2 separate regions of the Mus musculus genome follow, and region 2 is linked to region 1. Evidence: chromatin loops called from intact Hi-C (ENCODE). Cell type or tissue: left cerebral cortex. All regions are shown on one strand.

Region 1 (8,000 bases):
GAGAGATGGCTCTGTGATTACGTGTGCTGGCTACTCTTCCAGAGGACCCACATTCATTTTTCAGCACATGGAGACTCCCAGCACCAGTTCAGACACACACACACACACACACACACACACACACACACACGAAGGCAAAATACACACCTAACAAAGAAATAAAGCATTTAAAAATACTTGGTAAAACAATTACTTGCCTGGGGGACTGGGATGTGGCTCAGTTGGTAGAGCGCTTGATTAGCATGCACAAAGCCCTGGTTCAATCCCTAGCACAATAAACTAGGGGTAGTGGCACATGCCTGTGATCCCAACATCTGGGAGAGTTTCAAGTTCAAGGTCATCCTTGGCTACATAGTGAGTTCAAGGTCACCCTGGGCTGTATGATACTCTGCCTTAAAGAACCAAACACTGAAAATAACAATGAAAAAACACAAGGATTACTGACTGCCACTGTCACAAATGCTGTTGGACTGTACCTTGGAGAATGGATGGGTGGATCTGGAGTAAGGATTTGTATTCTGAACATATCCTTTTAGAATGCCTTGTGGTAGATGCATTTGGGTGGTGCTATACTGGATCATACCTCTGGTGCACCCCTATCTGCTGGCCAGGAATATTGTTTGTGCTGTGGATTATTTCATTCCAATATCACTGTGAGGTCCCTCTAACTTCCTTAGGTCTGGCACTGGTGTGGCATCCAGCAGTCCCAGCTATGACACTGGAGAATGGCTCACCAGAGTCAGGCTGAAAGGAAACATTTAAAGGGAGGGGGTTGGAGGACCTCCCCCCGGGAGGCTTCTTGACATGTTCCAACTCCCAGAATAGTGATATGTTGTGACAGGCTGAGATCAGACAACAGGAATTACAGACAATTTTCTTATTCCCTTACCATCCTGAATAAAACTTAGCTCATGAATAGAAAAAAAAAAAAGCCATCAGAGAAAATGGCAAACGTAAATCATTTTTAAAGGGTAAAAATTAAAAGCTTTGCTAATAACATAACTTTCATGCTAGGACCAAAAGTGGGTGGAGAAAAAAATAGTAAAATATATATTACCTATTCCAAAACTGATTTAATTGCAGCCAGAATCTTATGGAAGTTTAGAAGTGATGTATAGAGTACAGGAATCACCCATGGAAATTCTAAGGTCTTAGAAAGCAAAAGGTTCCCTACCAGGACCTACCCCCTAGTCACTTGGGATTACCTGTGAAGCTCAAAGGCCCTAGTGGCATCAAAGGTGAGTAAGAAGAAGCCGAGATGCTTTAAGCAACAGCGTGAGGTTGGCATCAACGGGGCACATTTGTTCTTCACAGCAAGCCCAGTGTTTTCCCATCTTACCCAATGTGGAGCTGGGTCTGAAAGTGTGCCAAGTGATCACCTATTGCCAAATAGCTTTTAGTCTTTAGATGGCCTTCTGACTGTCCAGGTCCTAAGCCTACAGTAATCACGGGCCCAGCCTCTAGTGTGTTCTCTTCCCAAGCAGGTGGATAGTGGAGAGAGCCCTGACTCAATATTCACTCACACATCATTGGTGAGGAGAAGCTAGGAAGGCAGGCATTTGCCACTTCATCTATCCACAGGAGGTTCCTTGAAGTCTGCCCTGAGAAGGAGGTGTCTTTGCTGGGGAGGATCTTCATCATCAGCATCAAGCTGTGAGGGGAAAGGCTTTGACAAAAGGGTTGCCACTTTCTGAATTCTTCTCAAAGAGGAATTTCTAAGCCAAGCTACAGATTCATCCAGGCTCAGAATTCCATGGCTGTGGGCAGGAGCTGTCATCTTCACTATATTTTGAGATACATTTTTTTTTAGGTAGAACTCGAGGTCCAGATCTAGAGGGGGATAAGGACGATGAGAAGGATAAAGTTGTGGCAGTTGAGCTAAAAGTCATGTTCGAGTTTTTTGGTGGGTCTGACTGGACAGGGGAAAATGTGGTCCGACTTCTTTTATCTAAAAGTTTGGGAAAGATACCCATAGCTTCTCTCTTGCCATGTTTATTAACAAAGATGTTAGACACTACTCCATGAGAAATGTCCTTGTGAAAATAAAAACCATGCCATCAAAAGAGTCGGGTGCAAAGATGCCTACTTCATGAGAATCACCTGCCCAGTTGTTTTTGTGCCTTGTCTGTGACATCAAAACTGAAACACTTATATCACTGTCACTCATGGTTTTCTTTTCCTGTGTCATACATACAAAGTGCATTTGATTGTAATGATTTAAAGTAAATAAAGCATTTCATCTACTTTTGTTATAAAGAACTCAATTAATTATGTTACAATCTTACAGTTTGTGCTCTCTCCAAGATTTAAAAAAAAAATTACATGAAGTGACCTGTATGGAACTGGTATTATGAAGCTCAGTGCTTAGTACTGCTATCAAAATAATAACAATGATTAATAATAGTAATGATATACACACTCTCCAAAGAATGGTCTAAGTACTGTAGAGGCAGATGTTGGCAGTTAATGTGTGTTCCAGCAGACTTTAATGAGCTGTGGGCTGGGTGAATTCTGTTGACACCCACTGTGACATCAGGACATATGTTATCTACATATGTAGATATGGTAGTTGGACAATGATGGTACCTGGCTCATATTCAGGAAAAGAGCCTTTGCCTGACTCTTTAGAGAAGGGAGAGGAGAGCCGTTCCGTGGGAGGACATTTTAGTTTCTGAAGAGATTTGGAAATTCCTCAGTACCATAATTAAGGGAAGGCAATTAAAAACCTTTGTGAGCATAAACAGCGGTAAGTAGCTCGTGGAGCTATTAATCTCTTTGATGGCCAGGTCCTGTCAAGAGATTCCAGAAAACCTGTCTTTGCTTGAAACGTTTGGGCTTAACTCTCTTCTTTTAGTAATTCTGTTAAAATGTTTCTATGTAGGTTTAATTTAAAAATAGACTCTAAAGCAGTTAAACTCATACCTCTTCTGGACTTCCTTCTGTTTGGCTAATGTTTTAACTCCATCTTGATTTTTCCAGCCCTTATAAAATAATATTTTTAAATTTCTCAAATATGTTTAGAATCTTTCCTCCTCCCCATCTCCCCCTATAAATCTTTTCTGGCTACATTATAGATTTTCTTGATGAACTGTTTTTCTTCCTGAAGGAAATTTTCTTTTGTGCTGGTCCCTTGGTGGGATATGCTGTTGATTTGTTGCTGTCAATCACAGTGTCTTGTTATTGTTCCCCAAAGAGAATCTCACTGATGACAGAAGTCACTTTTTCTTCACCAAACTGAAGTCATGGGTTTCCGCTTCCTTCTGATCCCCAGGGGTGCTTTTGAGACGTCTGTCAACCCAATTGCTTTTCCTTTGTCAGCAATCTACCTTGTGCTTCAGGATGCTTTTCAACTTTGACCTTGTCTCTAGTGTTCTTAGGTTTTAAAGAACATGCTACTGTGGGTTTCTTTTTATTTATTACAACTGGGACTGTGCTTCCTCGGTCCGTGGGCTGGCTTTTTATCAAATATGGAAAACTTTAAGCTATTAACACATCAAACATTTCATCTCCAAACTCTCTTTTGACAAATCCAATTAAACGCTTCATCTTTTTGTTCTACTCTCTGTGTTTCTTAATATAATCTTCATGTTTTCTCTTTCTTTGTCTTCAGCTCTCTATTCTGGGTAATTTCTTCATGTTTATCTTATAGTTTTCTATGTTCTCATCAGCTGATTCCAGTCCCAATTCTTTTTTTTTTTTTTTTTTTTTTTTTTTTTGAGACAGGGTTTCTCTATATAGTTCTGGCACTCACTTTGTAGACCAGACTGGCTTCGAACTCAGAAATCCTCCTGCCTCTGCCTCCCAAGTGCTGGGATTAAAGGCGTGTGCCACCATGCCTGGCTTCTAGTCTTAATTCTAATATACTTTTCAGTTCTGGGTGTTCAACTTAGCTTTATTTTTTTCTTTTTGTACATAGTCATTTTTGATTGTGCCAGCTTATTCTTATGTACAATTCCCTTTTATTTCTTTGCAATCAACATAATAATATTAAATTTTATGGATTATATTTCAATACCTATACTGTCTGTACCTTTAATTTTGGAGATTGCTAATTTGCTCACTGTTGTTCATGATTTCTTGTGTTTTATGTTTTTTTTTAATTTTGAACATATCATAATATGTTGGTTTCAGTCAAGAAAGACCTTTTCTAATTTTTAAAGTACCCTACTCTCCCAAATCTATATATTTAGATCAGAAAGTCTACGGTTAAGGGGAAATTGAGCAAGAACTGGACCGTATTGTGGAGAAAAAAAATAATAAAGCATAGCAATTTGTAATAAGATAAAACAGAATGGTTAGGGAGACTCAGATTTCCATACGGTTCAGGATTGGATCTTTGAAAGAAGATGGCTGTTTAAATATCTGATATAAGCTGATTCTAGGGGCCATCTGTGAACAGATCATTAAGTGTGCGGAGGGACTACAGAAATTCCAGATCTCAGTCTCATTCAGGAAGCAAGAAAAGATTAGACCCAAAGGATGAGCTAGAATAAGGAGAAACAAAACCATCCACTTTCCTTCACTTTGGCTAAATCTAATCCGAGTTTTTATGTTCCTTTAAATCAAAGGAATAAGAAATAGGGTGGTTTCAGAATCTCCTGGTAGAGACATCCTAATGCTTAGCATCATGCCATGTAGGTGAAAGGACCATTCTCTGCTGAATTGGTTTTAAGCATTTCCTGAATGCCTTTCAGGTAGCCTGAGATGACTCACCCAACATGGCAGGAGTATGGGAGCTTGCAAGGCCAGCCAAGGGACATGAATTGTCTTGACACGCCATCTAGTGGCATGCATTCACTGGAAAGCCTGAATCTTTTTTAACTTTCCAAGAGTCAGCATGCTGGACAGAGGCAGGAGAGCTTGGGTTCTTAAAAAGCTGCATATGTACCCCCCCCCCCCCCTTACACGAAGAACTACGAGTGATCAATGGCTCCTGGGAGAGTGAGAATTAGTTTCCTCTAAGCATGTGCTCCCATATAGGATGTCTACTCACAAGTGCTCAGTTTTTCCTCACGTGGTACCCAGAGGAGTTTACCTTAAAACATGATATAGAAAACCCTAAATGCAAAGCATACACAGAGAGGCTTACAACCCCCATATGAATAGTTTTTGGTACATGTAATATGATTTATAGGGTACATGTGATATGTTAATTCACATATATCCTTCCTTCATGACTAGCACTGTATCTATATCATTCCTACTCCTTCCTCACCCTCCAACCGGTCCCATGTCCCCCCTTCCAAATTCGTGATCTTTAATTATTATTGCTGTACACACCACACATGCTCACATTAACATGTGCCTACACACACATGCACACTGACATGCACATATGTGTATAAATCTACTCAGTCTTTTGGCATTGATCATATGTACATGGGTCCAGGTGTCACTATTGCACTGTCACATCTTGCAGGCAGAGCATCTTTTGTAGACTGGTTTATAGCTGGGTTTGGTTTTTCTCCTCCAGTAGTGTCTTCCAGTACTACGAATACTAGGTTATAGGAATGAAGGCTGTAGGTAGGCACCATCTTGACTTCGTCTCCATGTTCAGTAAATTATATAGGTGTTGTCTTCAGCAATAGAGTCTTACCATCTGTTTGTGGAGAGCAACCAATAGCCTTAGTAGTAGCCTAGGTTGTTTGGGGTTTCCATGGGACCCTTTTGGCCAACAACTTGATTAGATGTAACCCATTCTTAGTACTGGAAGCTTCATATGGTGATGGGAGGTACCCAGTTGGGGCTCCATCTCCCCTGTTATTTGGTGACTTCATTTAGATTCATTCCATATATGTATATATTTTAAGAAGCGTCTACTGTATTAGGCTTTCATATGGCTCTTTAAATGGCCCTTAATTTTACTCCCTTTTTACTCCCCTCTGAATTTAATCCTCCTGTTCCAGTCTCCCTGCCCCCATGTTTGTGTGTGTGCACCTGTGTGGTGCTTTGAATAAAAATGGCCCCCAAAGAATCATATGTTTGAATGTTTAATTATTAGGGAGTGGTATTACTTGGAAGGGATTAGGAGTGGCCTTGTTGGGGTAGGTGTGGTCATGTTGGAAGAAGTGTCACTAGGAGATGGGCTTTGAGGTTTCAAGGACCCAAGCCAGGGCTGTGTTTCTCTCTTCCTGCTGCCTGTGGATCCAGATGTAGAATGCTCAGCCCCTTCTCCAGCACCATGTCTGCCGCCATGATTCCTGCCATACTGGTAATAGACTAAACCTCTGAAACTGTAAGCAACCCTCAATTAAATGCTTTCTTGTAAGAGCTGTCATGCTTATGGTGTCTTCTCACATCAATAGAATAGTGAATAAGACAATACTGTATTTATCTTTTTGGGTCTGTGTTACCTCACTCAGAATAATTGTTTTCTACATCCATCCATTTACTTGGGAATTTCATGACTGTTTCTCCTCCTCCTTCTCTTCCTGCTTCTCCCCCTCTTCCTTCTGTTGTTTTGTTTTCAGTTTGTTTTAATGGCCAAGTAATTTTCTACTGTGTAAGTGTACCCCACTTTTTTTTTTAATTCTAGTAATCCATTGACAGATACCTAGGCTGTCTCCAATTCCTGGCTATTACAGGTAGAGCATCAATGAGCATGACTGAGCAAAAGCCTTTGTGGTAGGGTATTTTGGGTATTTGCCCAAGTTGGATCTTGAGGTAGTTCTATTCCCATCTTCCTGAGGAACTGCACACTGGTTCCTGTGGTGCCTGTACAAGTTTTCACCTCCAGCCCTTACTTGGCATCTTTGCCAGCATGAGATGTCATTTGTTTTAGTGACCTTTGCCATTCTAACTGGTGAAAGGTGAAATCTCTGAGTAGTTTTGGTTTGTATTTCCCTGATGACTCAGGATGTTGAACACTAGGTGTTTCTCAGACATCTGTGTTTCGTCTTTTTAGAACTCTCTGTCTAGATATACACCCCATTTCCAACCGGGTTATTTGTTTTCTTGATGTCTACTCTTCATCCTTTATATATTAAATGTTACCCCTCTGTCCTATGTGTAGTTAGTAAAAACTCACATCCCGTTTTATAGGCTGCTGCTTTATCCAGAGGACAGTGGCCTTTGCATGCAGAATCCCTTCAGTTTCATTGTCCCCTGTGTTCATTGTTGATCATAGTGTGCTTGTCACTGGTGCTCTGCTCAGAAAAATCTTTGCCTTTTCTGACACTGCTCAGGTACCAAAACCATGAGACTAGAAAGTCCAGGAACTTAGGGCAAAAGCAAATACTACTTTTCTGCTAAAGAAACATAGCCATAAAACAACTCCTAAAGACTGTCTGCTACACTCCTAGAGCAGTGCCTTGCTCAGCCATCGTCAGGGAAGCTTCCTCCTGCAGCAGATGGGAACAATACAGAGACTCACAGCTAGACAATGTGCAGAGGGTGAGAACCTTGGAATACTCAGTCCTAAGTAGGGTTAAGTTCCCATCAAGTCCTTCTCCTCTGGGTTCAGGCAACTAAATACTGTAAAAGCCAGTGGTGCTGGAAGACACCAACAGAAGGCCTTCTAGACACAGCCAGGCAGATGTACTGGTCCTGCACAGTTCTAAGCCCAAGGGGATCACAGAGCTGAGAGGGGAAGTGGACACAGACTCCATCCTAGAATCTATCTCCACTTGATAACCACTCTCAAGGGAAGTTATTTTATCCCAATAGAATCTCACTTGGTATACAAACCACACTAAAGGACAGGCCCCATGCTCACCAGTAGATGGCTAAGGCAAAACAATTTCCATGGTATTTTTTGGAGGGTTTTGTTTTGGTTGTTTGGTTTGGTTTGGGTTTTTTTCTCTCATAATACTGTATCTGGTACAGGTCTTTTGCTTCTATATTATGGTGTGTTTTTATGGAATGTTTGTGTGTCTGCATCTAAATGTGTTTCTTCTGCTTTTTCTTTGGCTCTTTTTACTGTTTGTTTGTCTTGTTTTGTCCTCTTCTGCTTTCATTTTTGTTTTTGTTTTCATTCTAGCTTAGGTTTTTTTTTAGATGCC
Region 2 (8,000 bases), 110 kb before region 1:
AACAGTAAAAGTAACATTAAAAAAACCAAAACATCCAAAAAACCCTCAAAAACCACCTTTGGTTTTCTTGGATTTTAGAGTAAGGAAGTGAACAGACACCCTGGTGGACAGACAAGAGCAAGCACACCAGGCAGAGAGGACTCCCTGCAGAGCACACACAGAACTCCTTCCTATACTTACGCGATTTTCTTGCAAACAGCTAAAGCACAGAAGAGAATATCATTTTCTTCATGCCATTTGCACCTGTACAAGAAAAAGGATTTAATGTACTAATAAGTGGTCGAGGATAGAGTGTGTAATAAATCTGGAGTTCTATCCCCAGTACACAGAGAAAATCTGCACTAACCTAAGTAGCTAAGCCACATTACCTGTTTAAGGTTTTTTTATATGCTAGATTTCCAATTCAACTAGCTGAGATATGCTAATAAAAACTGATACTATTACTCAAAATTTCTTACATCTTTTACATTTATTTATTGTTTGTGCTTACTATTGTGCTTATTTAATATTGAGTATGCGTATGTGGAGGTCAGAGGGCAACTTGTAGAGTTGGTTCTCTTCCTCTGCCACATGGGTTTCCAGGATCAAACTGATGGGCAAGCACCTTTACCCACTCAGCTATCTCAGTGCTCCTCAAAGATTAATTTAATACAGATATTAAAGTAGAGTTGTATGTAACCTCTTCCAGTGAAAATTCTTAATGTGAAAACTAGACATAATCATACAATTAAATTTTACCTTAAAATGAGGGTTATAGAGGCATAGTAGTAACTAAAGTTAACACAGTCACTAAACATGGACTGCACACATGTTGCCAATTATCTAGGCATGAAGGACACAGAACTGAATGAAGTCATCTCAGAGCACTTTCTTTTGGTGGTAAAGGAGTATCAAAAGACATATAGGCATCCTTAAAGAAAAGTTCTAAAGAACTATGGATTGATGTGAAGCAGTAGCAACAGTATGGAAGGGAGTGACCTTGAAAAAGTGATGGTTGAATGGAGACAAGAGAAAACATTAGAGAGGAAATGACCAAAGTCAGACAAATGATTTAATCCAGAACTACAAACACAGAAACAATAAACTTGTGTTTTCCTACCAAGTACCATCTACTAAGACTCAGAACAGTATTACTAACAATACAAAGCTTGCCTAAACTTAACAAGAATCTTCATTGAAAACCATAAAAAGTGCTATTCATTAACTATAAAGTTATTTGTGCCAAGTGACAGTTAACTGTAGATGATCTAAAATCAATCTAACACCCCACCCCCCTGTATTTCCAAAGACTAGTGATACGATAAATGTGAGTCATAAAGCTCTAAATTAAAGATGTAAGAACCAATATTGTAGATAACCATATAGAATTAGTAAGTGTTAGTGTTATTAGTTTTGCTCCTTGTCTAGATTTCAAGTCACAAGGACCTACCCAGATACATGCGTTCTATACAGGTCAGATCTGAGATACACCCAAGGGGAGGGAGAAGCCTACAGTTAGGAGTAAAATGCTCTTCCAGAGAACAAGCTCAGCTTCTGGCACTCATGTCAGACAGCTTACAACCACCTAAAATTCCATCTCCAGAGGGTTCTGAAGCCCTCTGTACAAGCACCCATGTGCACAAACCCACACACAGACACATAGTGAAAAAATAACAAGTCAACGTTAAATAATATATTCAAGTATTAAATAATATACAAAAACTTAAAACCTCAAACCCCCAAACAAAAATGTTTCTAAATCTATGGCTACCCTACTGTCTTAGTCAGGGTTTCTATTCCTGCATCATGACCAAGAAGCAAGTTGGGAAGGAAAGGGTTTATTTAGCTTATACCTTCAAACCACTGTTCATCACCAAAGGAACTCAGGACTAGAACTCAAGCAAGCCAGTAAGTAACATCCCTCCATGGCCTCTGCATCAGTTCCTGCTTCCTGTCCTGCTTGAGTTCCAGTCCTGACTTCAGTAGTATATTCAGTAGTATGGAAAAGTAAGCTGGATAAACCCTTTCCTCCCCAACTTGCTTCTTGGTCATGATGTTTGTGCAGGAATAGAAGCCTGACTAAGACACTACTTAAAGTGGTGCTGTTTAATCTATTTCTACTCACTTATTAATCTTTTTCCACTAAACCATAACAAAACTTCTAAAAACTTGAGTCTCTTGGAGTTAAAAGAAAAAGTACCCAGTACTATTGCCATCAGAAACCAGATCTAGTTTGTGCTATTAAAAAAATGTTAATTATGTGTGTACCCATGTAAGGGAGTGTAGGTGCCTATGGAGCACAGAGGGTAGACTCTCTGGGATTACAGTTACAGGTAGTGTGAGGCGCCCAACATGGGTTCTGGGAACTGAACTCTGATCCTCTGGAAGAGCACTATACGCCATCTCTAGCCCCTCGTACACTGGTTTCAATTTACCTACTGTGTATTTTTTAAGCTCCTGATGCTGCCTCACCACATATACACAGCATAAAGTTATTTACACCCCTTCTTAAAGTCCTGATGACTGCTTCTGCCCCTATGTCAGAATATACTCTTCCTTCCAAGGAAAACTATCAGAATTCGCATCATCCTACAGTTCTCTATGGTCTAGTGAGACTCACTCACTGGCCTTACAGTCCGTGTACATCCTTATTCCAGAATCACTGCTGAGCCTGCTTTCTAATGGAAACGTCCTCTATTTAGCCTATATCACTGCCCACAGAAATTCTGTTTAAAAAAAATAAATCAGACAAAATACCCCATGAAGTATTTCACGGTTTTAAAACCCTTACAGTGACGTAATTTGAAATCAACTTTGTCTCTAGTCTGATCAAACATCATTCTTTGACAGCTTTTTAAGGTTTCTTAGCAGTCCCTCTAGGTAAGAGTCTCGTATGGCCACTCATCTCACTGCTGTTATTGGGAAGGAGACTGAGATTAAGATTATGTCACGCTTGACCACATTACTCACAGAACCTAGTGTCTTATTATACAAGATCTGCTCAAATTTTTATTAAATAAAGAAAGCTTATTTAATTGAACTAAGGATGAAATTCTAAAGTGATGTCACACTATAAAACCTCGTTTCTTAAAACTACTATTGCCAAGGCTTTAAGCTGGAGAATTAAATACATGCATACATTTATTTCTTGTCCCCAAAGTCATTTGAAAATCACAGTCAACTAGATGCACACAGCAAAGAAAAACAACAAGCTTCTATATAACAGCTTAATAACAGTATAGGAATAAATGAGGAATGGTATCTCAAGTCACTGCCTTTGTGACCCACAGAGTAGGCAGGGAAAGAGCTACCTGAAGATCTGCCTATCAGAACTTTCCACAGCATACATGTACACAGACAAATAAACTAAGAAAGGGATGCCTGGAGGTTAGGAGACTGAATTTCTGTTCAAAGATCTGTCATTCTCTAACACCATGCAAGGGAATAAGCGGACTGCTCTTAAATTTAGGATTCTGCTTCCAACTTACCAAACCCTTTTGTTGGTTTCTGCTTCTGCAAAGCCTGACTAGTTGGTAGTTCTCACTAAACAAAGTGGGCCATTTACTTGGTTTTGAAGCCTCATTTCTAAATATAAACATAATTAAGGAGAACCAGACATTCAAAGAAAGTCTGCAGCACCAAAAATGCCATAGAACTTATATTCCCAAACAATGAAATAAACCAAGGAACAAAAGTGAAGAAACAGCTCATGGTGGACTGTGAAGTTAGTTACTGCATGTAACACGGTTTCACTCTTCACCTTACCAGTCTCCATCACGGACACTGACATGACTCATTTGTGTAACGTAGCAACTGTAGGCTGAGGTGCTGACATATCCAAACCCACAGCGCTGCCCAAGCTTTGTTATAGTAATGGCAGAGCTATTAATAAAGGTTCGGCACTGAGTCTTCTTCTCAGTCTGTAAGTGATCTCATCCACACTGTGGCTCATCAGATGCTTCACCAGGGCTCCCACAATATTCTAAACTCGGCTCTTCATGCTTTGTCACTCAGCTTCCATTTTCTCTCCCTAGATTGTAAGCAAGGTCTACTGCTTGTTACTAATCTAAAACCACTTACTCCTGTCTCTACTGTCACCATCCTAGTCCCAAGTCATCTAATGCCAGCTCATCCAATAATCATAGGCTTCACGCCTTCCTTTTATCTCCTTTCAATGCATCTGTAAAAGCCTTAGGCAGCTAATCAGTTTTCTTTCATACTTGGTAAAATTACTGTTTCTAACAAGGTTCTCTTCGTTTATTCTTCCTTCTGCTTCATCTCTTACTTTCATATTACAATTAAATAGTCCTCTTGACCGTTCATTTTATAGTCTCCCTTTCCACACTTATCAGTTGATTGCTTTAGCATTTATTACAACTAAAATGTTAATTTTCTTAAAATTACCTATTGCATGTATCTTTCCTATGTTAGCTTCAGGAAGGTAGAGGTACATGAATTTTGCTATGTGCAAGAAAGATATGCAGTAAATTTTGTTTTGTTTTGATGGGGTTCTGGCTGGCCTGAACTCCCTATATAGATTAGGATAGCTTTGCACTTGTAACAATCCTCCTGCCTCTGACTCTGCTTACTGGGGTTAGAAGTTTGTGTCACTATGTCTGAGTCAGTATTTGCTGATTAAATAATGGCTGTGCTGCAGGCCACAGACTTTGTATATTAACCAAAAGACAATTTGACAAGAAACATTAGAACAAGACAGTTATTAAAATTTAAACATTTGAGCCTCTAAAATAGTATGCCCCTTACTACCTTATTAATTACTAAACTACATTAATTTAAAATGTACCCATTTTTCCTAGACTTTAAGATAATATGTTATCAGCCACTAGCTACTAACTCTTTTAGTAGGAACTTTAGAGCAGTGTTTAAAATTAGTCCTCTTGACCTACATTAGCAGTTTATAACTAGCTTCTATAGTTTATTAGCTCTAAACTCCATCAAAATTTTATTACTTTTGATGTGCTCAGTGACAGGTATAGGCACATGGTTACAGCTTCCTCACTAAGCTGGCTGCGATAAAATGTCATTAGTTTCTCTGAACCAACCCTATAACACAGGCCTCCTCCAAAAATGTCTTACAGTAAAGCTACTTTAAATATTGTTCAACCTGTATTTACTAATTGAACTTATCACTGTATTTCTTCTATTATAAAGACTATAACTTCTTGTATCTCGGGTCTCTCAGAGACCAGTCTGTACAGGAGAGTGCATGGGCTGCTTTAGAAACAACAGAACTTCTTGGACAGGATCCCTTCAGGCCTTCATCTTCAGCCAGGAGGTGGAGCTGAGTTCCAGACCTCTGTGCACCTTCCCTGCCAGAGGAGAGCTTGTCTGCAGAGAGTGCTCTGACCCCTGGAACTCAGGAGAGAGTTGGACTCCCAGGAGTGCTGACAGAGGCTAACAGAATCACAGGAGGAACAAGCTCCAGCCAGAGACAGTTAGAACATCTAACACCAGAGATTACCAAATGGCTAATGGCAAGTGTAAGAATCTTACTAACAGAAACCAAGACCACTTGGTATCATTGGAACCCAGTATTCCCACCACAGCAAGTCCTGGATACCACAACACACCCGAAAAGCAAGGTTTGGATTTAAAATCATATGATACTGGTAGAGGATTTTAAGGACATTAATAACACACTTAAAGAAATAAAGGAGAACACTGCTAAACAGGTAGAAGTACTTAAAGAGGAAGCACAAAAATTCCTTAAAGAATTACAGGAAAACACTGCTAAACGGGTGATGGAATTGAACAAAACCATCCAGGATCTAAAAATGGAAGTAGAAATAATAAAGAAGGCCCAAAGGGAGACAACTCTGGAGATAGAAAACCTAGGAAAGAAGTCAGGAGCCATAGATGTAAGCATCACCAACAGAATACAAGACATGGACGAGAGACTCTCAGGTGCAGAAGATTCCATAGGAAACATGGACACAACAATCAAAGAAAATGCAAAATGCAAAAAGATCCTAACTCAAAACATCCAGGAAATCCAGGACACAATGAAAGACCAAACCTAAGGATAATAGGTATAGATGAGAAGGAAGATTTCCAACTTAAAGGGCCAGGAAATATCTTCAACAAAATTATAGAAGAAAACTTCCCCAATCTAAAGAAAGAGATGCCCATGAAAACATAAGAAACCTACAGAACTCCAAATAGTTTGGACCAGAAAAGAAATTTCTCCTGTCACATAATAATCAAAACACCAAATACACAAAACAAAGAAAGAATATTAAAAGCAGTAAGGGAAAAGGGTCAAGTAACATATAAAGGCAGACCAATCAGAATTACACCTGACTTCTCCCCAGAGACTATGAAAGCCAGAAGATCCTGGGCAGATGTCATACAGACCCTAAGAGAACAAAAAATGCCAGCCCAGTCTACTATACCCAGCAAAACTCTCAATTACCATAGATGGAGAAACCAAAGTATTCCATGACAAAACCAAATGCACACAATATCTTTCCATGAATCCAGCCTTTCAAAGGATAATAAAGGGAAAACTCCAACACGAGGGAAACCACACCCTAGAAAAAGCAAGAAAGTAATCCTTCAACAAACCTAAAAGAAGACAGCCACAAGAACAGAATCCCAGCTCTAACAACAAAAATAACAGGAAGCAACAATTACTTTTCCTTAATATCTCTTCATATCAATGGTCTCAATTCCCCAATAAAAAGACATAGACTAACAGACTGGCTACATAAACAGGACCCAACATTTTGCTGCATACAGGAAACCCACCTCAGTGACAAAGACAGACTCTACCTCAGAGTAAAAGGCTGGAAAACAATTTTCCAAGCAAATGGTCCCAAGAAACAAGCATGAGTAGCCATTCTAATACAGAATAAAATTGACTTCCAACCCAAAGATAAGGAGGGGCACTTCATACTCATCAAAGGTAAAATTTACCAAGATGAACTCTCAATTCTGAACATTTATGCTCCAAATGCAAGTTCATCCACATTCATTAAAGAAACTTTACTAATGCTCAAAACACACATAGCACCACACACAATAATAGTGGGAGAGTTCAACATCCCACTCTCATCAATGACAGATCATGGAAACAAACTGAACACAGACACAGTGAAACTAGCAGAAGTTATGAAACAAATGGATTTAACAGATACAATTTGCAAAACACATCAAACTCAAGAAGAAGGAAGACCAAAATGTGATTACTTTGTTCCTTCTTAGAATGGGGAACAAAATACCCATGGGAGAGTTACAGAGACAAAGTTTGAAGCTGAGATGAAGGAAGGACCCGAGACTGCCCCACCTGGGGATCCATCCCAAAAACCACCACTACACCCATACACTATTGCATATGCCAGCAAGATTTTGCTGACAGGACCCTGATATAGCTATCTCTTGTGAGGCTATGCCAGTGCCTGGAAAATACAGAAGTGGATGCTCACAATCATCTGTTGGATAGAACACAGGGCCCCCAATGAAGGAGCTAGAGAAAGTACCCAAGGAGCTGAAGGGGTCTGCAACCCTATAGGAGGAACAACAATATGAACTAACCAGTACCCCCTAGAGCTGTGTCTCTAGTTGCATATGTAGCACAGGATGGCCTAGTTGGCCATCAATGGGATTAGAGGCCCTTAGTCTTGCAAAGATTATATGCCCCAGTACAGGGGAATGCCAGGGCCAGGAAGTGGGAGTGGGTGGGTTGGGGAGCAGGCCAGGGGGAGGTATATGGGGCTTTCAGGATAGCATTTGAAATGTAAATGAAGAAAATATCTTAAAAATGCTATAAACAAACAAACAAACAAACAAAACCCAAAGAGTATAATTGATGCTGGAATTTTTCTTACACAGAGAGATAGTATACAGTTGCTATTAAGGTATATGAAATAATTACCATGGTCTAAGCTTATATATTTAATTTTTTGAAAAAAAAAGTTGTATTTTGGCCAGTATTTAAGAGTTTTAGAAAATAGTTTGTCTCTGAAAACTTTTTATTGATCTCTTCTGGTAATGCTAAAAAG

What was found. A loop is a pair of places that touch in the nucleus more often than their neighbours do. Peaks named below come from ENCODE experiments on the same cell type or tissue, not always from the same donor. Only the 100,000 strongest peaks of a DNase experiment are listed, where the experiment ranks them.
Region 2: a loop joins it to region 1, with 2.5 times the contacts of the local background. A loop is called at or near these places in 7 of 42 quality-filtered maps.

Annotation. Positions count from the first base shown.
Region 1 is chr1:166,314,581-166,322,580 of GRCm38, forward strand. Ildr2 (immunoglobulin-like domain containing receptor 2) reads left to right here. Exons shown (of 10, transcript NM_001164528.1): 10 at 1-2,252. Among named protein-coding and RNA genes, the nearest start is that of Tada1, 61 kb to the right of the region's middle. In left cerebral cortex, a CTCF peak has its summit at 4,772 (motif pointing left); DNase peaks (open chromatin) are centred at 1,685, 2,668 and 4,766; H3K27ac peaks cover 1,547 bases.
Region 2 is chr1:166,205,673-166,213,672 of GRCm38, forward strand. Mael (maelstrom spermatogenic transposon silencer) reads right to left here. Exons shown (of 12, transcript NM_175296.4): 9 at 181-243. Among named protein-coding and RNA genes, the nearest start is that of Mael, 29 kb to the right of the region's middle. In left cerebral cortex, no CTCF peak of the experiment used is centred here; a DNase peak (open chromatin) is centred at 3,928.